2 separate regions of the Homo sapiens genome follow, and region 1 is linked to region 2. Evidence: chromatin loops called from intact Hi-C (ENCODE). Cell type or tissue: adrenal gland. All regions are shown on one strand.

What was found. Peaks named below come from ENCODE experiments on the same cell type or tissue, not always from the same donor. Only the 100,000 strongest peaks of a DNase experiment are listed, where the experiment ranks them.
Region 1: it touches region 2 in a loop (2.1-fold over the local background); 18 of 110 quality-filtered maps call a loop at or near these places.

What each region holds. Positions count from the first base shown.
Region 1 is chr1:7,050,272-7,052,771 of GRCh38, forward strand. The region is part of intron 3 of CAMTA1 (calmodulin binding transcription activator 1); the gene reads left to right. Among named protein-coding and RNA genes, the nearest start is that of CAMTA1-AS3, 37 kb to the left of the region's middle. RefSeq lists an enhancer at 1-359. In adrenal gland, no CTCF peak of the experiment used is centred here; DNase peaks (open chromatin) are centred at 851 and 1,172.
Region 2 is chr1:6,733,835-6,736,334 of GRCh38, forward strand. No RefSeq gene overlaps it. Among named protein-coding and RNA genes, the nearest start is that of LINC01672, 10 kb to the left of the region's middle. In adrenal gland, no CTCF peak of the experiment used is centred here; no DNase peak of the experiment used is centred here.

The DNA.
Region 1 (2,500 bases), 320 kb after region 2:
TGCCTTCCTGGGGAGATGGGGCAGGAAGAGAGTCTGTAGATAATAAGCTGCCTGCACCCTGAGCTACTCCAGAGACGGCATCTGTCTGCTCCGGGGCCAGGGCGGAGAAGCCTGAAGCTGAGTCCCTGGGGTGCAGGGCCCACACTCTGGCTGCTCATTGCCACTCTGGGTCCCGACCGGGTGTGGGTTCAGATGAAGACTCTCAAACAGGCCTTGGCTGCATCAAACACATCGCGGGGGTGTGGAGTCTAGGGCTGAAGTCACGGGGTAGACTTCAGACTTCTGCAAACGTCACCTGGCAGTGCCCAGTTGAGATATCTGTCTCGGCAGTACCAGGCTATTTGAACATGTCTTTGTAGGTTTATCACCAAGGTAGAAGAGTTCATTGTCTATTTCTTAGGTGAGGGACTCCAATTTGTGGAGGCAATGGTGGGGGTAGGGTGGGTGGAGGAGAGAGTATGGTGGGGAGGGGAAGGAGCCCCAGGGGGCCTTGGCCTCCACGAGTTTCTAGTCCTTGTCAGGGTGAGGCAGGCGGAGAAGAGGGGACTCTGGGAAGGAGAAATGGGAACATCACACTGGGGTATTTATGGGAGCCGTGCACAGGAGCGCTGGCCATTCGTCTTGAGGCCCCACTGCAGGGAGCAGCGCTGGAAGCCCGGCCCTCTGTACTGTGTGTTCCCAGGCACAGGGAGAATGACTGTGCTGCCTCTTTCCGGGGTGTAATTTGAGTTTGCATGTGGAACGAGGCCCTGGCCCCTAAGTCAGCCCCTTTATGTTTTGGTCGTGATTGGTGAGGCGCTGCGGCAAGGTGCCCACGTCCCTCTGGTGATCTGGAGACACGGTGAACAATGTCGACATTGAATATGTTGCCAGGAGTGCTTAGCGGAAGGTTGATACAGCACCTCGGGTCTGAACGTTCTCTCCCAGTGCTTATGAGCTGAAAATCTCAGAATTGAGGCAGGCAATTTCTGAGTTCATTCAGAACGCAGTGAGCTGTTTGGGAGATGGCCACGTGCAGAGGCAGACGGCAGCTGACGCAGGCTTCTCCGGTGACACAGTGACCGTTCAGCCCCAAGAGAAGGCAGTAGGGAGATTACCTACCGCTACTGCAGACTCCTTCCCAGGCAGACACTTCCAGACCCACTCTTCGCTACATCCTGGAGCTGCGTGGGGTGGGCAGGTGGGGCTGCACGGACGGAGACCTCTGGTTCCTCTTGGCCCTTTGGCCTCCCGCTACCCAGCGCTGTGAGTGGGGTCTTCCAGTGGGTCCTGATTGCCAGGTCTTGAGCTGCTTCAGGTGCCCCCAGCCTGGGTGTCCGAGGTTGCTGATGCACTTGGGGGCTCAGTTGCTGTTGGTGCTTTGATAGACTGTCCCTTCTGAGGAAACATCCCTGCCAGGACAGACTCATCCCTGTTTGCCAGGACAGACTCATCCCTGTTTGCCAGGACAGACTCAGGACCAGCCTGTGACAGAGGCTGCTCCCTCTGGATTGTATTCATTCGAATAGGTGGTCCCGTTAAACCCAAGATGGTGCTCTGTGGTGTCCCAGTCTACCCTTGCCCCTGGACTCCAGTTCCTGTAGGGCTCTGTACGCCCCCTCTCCTGACCCTCCCACCCCAGCTCCTGGAACATTCTGTGTTTCCTTGGGAACCTGCTGCACTTAGCAAAGCCCCCTCTCCGCAGCCTCCCCCTTCTTCCGCTCAGGGGCTCTGGCTCTGCCGTGGGGACACTGCTGCCCTTCAGCCCTTTCAAGTGGAGGCTGTGTTCTCCTCTCGGCCTGAGTGTTACTGGGCCTTGGCATGGGGCGGGGGGGTGGGTATCCTTGGTCCCCAGGGCCACTTCTAGTTCACTGTCCCCCCTTGTCCTTGAGTCTGCATCTTCGGCTGCTTCACGCCCCACTGCTGCTTGTGGGGCCACCCTTGGGCCCTGGGGCCATTCTTTTTTGCTCCCTGATGGTCGCTGGCGGGTTCTTGTCCAGCCCTCTCCTGTGTTGTGGTGTTTCGTGTCGTTCTCTCCGACGACACCTTGGTTTCTCAGTTCCTGGGCTTTCTCCCCTCTAAAGACCTCCTTGTTCAGCGACTCATCCCTAGGCCCTGGGTCTGTTCTCTGTGGCTTCCTGCTTTACCATCTCAGGTTCCAGAAGCCCATTCAGACTACCTGGCCTTCTCTGCCCACTCCTCCCAGTGTCTACAGTCCAGCCACGCCTCAACACCAGAATCCAGGGACCCTCGGTGTCTTTGTGCTGCCCCAGCCATTCCTGGTCTCACACCCTCCCCGACTCAGCTCAGATTCCACAGGTCCCTCCTCGCCCACGTGCCTTCTGCATCGGGCCCCTTTCCCCTCGCTCACATGACCAGGTGCGTGGCTCGTCCAGCTCTACTCATACCTGGTTCTCCTCTTGGGCTGTGCCCACACCCGCCCAGTACCTGGTTCTCCTCCTGAGCTGTGCCCACACCTGCCCAGCAGCCTGACTGGCCTTCAGTTCCCAGCACCAGCATC
Region 2 (2,500 bases):
GACCTCAGAGGATCCGCCTGTCTCGGCCTCCCAAAGTGCTGGGATTATAGGAATGAGACACCTTGCCTGGCCTTAAAAAAATTTCTTTTTTTGAAACAGGGTCTCGCTCTGTCACCCAGACTGGAGTGCTGGGGTGCGATCATAGCTCACTGCAGCCTTGAACTCCCAACCTCAAACAATCCTCCCACCTTGGCATCCCAAGTAGCTGTTACTACAGGCGCGCCACCATACCTGTAAAATTTCTTTGTAGGCCAGACATGGTGGCTCATGCCTGTAATCCCAGCACTTTGGGAGGCCGAGGCGGGCAGACCACCTGAGGTCAGGAGTTCAAGTCCAGCCTGGCCAACATGGTGACACCTCGTCTCTACTAAAAATACAAAAATTAGCTGGGAGTCATAGTGCATGCCTGTAGTCCCAGCTACTCAGGAGGCTGAGGCAGGAAAAACGCTTGAACTTGGGAGGGGGAGGTTGGGTGACAGTGAGACCCTGTCTCAAAAAAAACAAGATTTTTTTTTGAGACTGCTGATCTCAAGCAGTCTTCCCACTTCGGCCTCCCAAAGTGTTGGGATTACACGCATGGGCCAGTGGATATATTAAATGCCCATGAGATAAGTGAATCAAGAAAGTGAGGCTAAATTTTCCCCATCAGAATATGCAAGCTCTTCCTCATTACATGCCTCCTGCCCGTCCCCCAACTTGCCAACACACACTGAGATTTTGGGTCTCAGTTCCCTATCTATTTTCGGAGAAAAAGGTGATTCCCTTGGAGTCCCTGATGCAGATGGATACTGTGTTGAGATGTGGGTCTCCTGCTTCTCTGAAGGTACAATTATTTTTCTTGTAAGGTTCCATAACTAGATTAATGAGTCAGTATCATCTAGTCGGATTATCTGTTTCATCAGAGATTCGTCATAGATTTCCTATGTTTCTGATCAGTTACCATGGATACCGCTTTTGTTATCACAGTTCTTTGTAACCAAAGGCTGCACTTTTGTGGGCTTCACCCACTGTAAAAATTAATCTGTGCAAAGCTCTCAGGATACACCTTGTTTGTTTGTTTGTTTTAAATTCTTTTTAATAGAGATGGAAGGATTGCAGGTCCGGGGTAGTGGTAAGGAGGGGAGCTGAAATAAATTTCCCATATGCCTGTTCATTATCAAACATTTGCATCTCATCTTCAACTCCAAGCATACATTTCCAGTGTGGTTTATGCTTTGGAGACATTTGACTCTGAGGATGCTGGGGTTTGGAGACAATCATTTCCTTCCTCCTCCTCTCATGCTCATCTCATCGCAGTAGAATTACTTGCTTAGCTGTCTGTCTTCTTTCTTCCCTTTATAATACTGTGGATTCAAGTTATCATTGTCTCCCCAAAGTGGCTCAGGGCACAGAGAGTTCTCAACATGTGTTCAGCGAATGAATGGCTCTTTTCTTGTATTTCTCTCCTCTTACTCAGCTGAAAAGTGCAATTACATCTAAGATCCCTGTTTAAGAAAGGACTCTTCTGGTCGTAAGAAAAAAAACAGGCCGGGCGCGGTGGCTCATGCCTGTAATCCCAGCACTTTGGGAGGCCAAGACGGGCGGATCACGAGGTCAGGAGATCGAGACCATCCTGGCTAACACGGTGAAACCCCGTCTCTACTAAAAATACAAAAAATTAGCCGGCCTGGTGGCGGGCGCGCCTGTAGTCCCAGCTACTCGGAAGGCTGAGGCAGGAGAGTGGCGTGAACCCGGGAGGCGGAGCTTGCAGTGAGCCGAGATCGCGCGCCAGTGCCCTCCAGCCTGGGTGACAGAGCGAGACTCCGTCTCAAAAAAAAAAAAAAAAAAAAAAAAAAAGAAAAGAAAAGAAAAAACCAAAAGACACTCAAGGAATGAGAGCCTGGTGGGTGATGAAGGAGATATCCAGGCACAGGAGCCCGGGAAAAGCCGGACAGGCGAATTGAAGTCTTGGAGCTGCAAAAGGACACTTCTGGATTTAGGGCTGCCCCAGGGGCCGCGGGAGCAGGAGTGTGTGGGTTTCACTCGGGTATTCTGCCCTTGACACAGTCATGGGCTCCTCCAGGCCTCCTGTTCCCTGCTCTCTCCTGCTGTGTCTCGCCTGTCAGTCTACATCTACTTTATACATTCATCCGATCCACATTTCTTCTCCTTCATAACTTCAGTTGCACAGGGCCCACAATGGCCTCTCTGGCTTCTTTCTGTGTTATAATGTTTAAAGGTCAACTTTTTTTCCTCCAAGTTTTATTTTAGATTTGGAGGTACCTGTGCAGGTTGTTACATGGGAATATTGTGTGATGCTGAGGTTTGGGGTACAATGGAACCCATCACCCAGGGAGTGAGCATAGTACCCAAGAGTCAGTTTTTCAACCTTGTCCCCCTCCTTCTCCTCTCCACTCCTCTCTAGGACTCCCCAGTGTCTCTTTTCTTTTTTTTTCTTTTCCTTTTCTTTCTTTTTTTTTTTTTTTTTTTTTAAGACAGGCTCACTCTGTTGCCAGGCTGG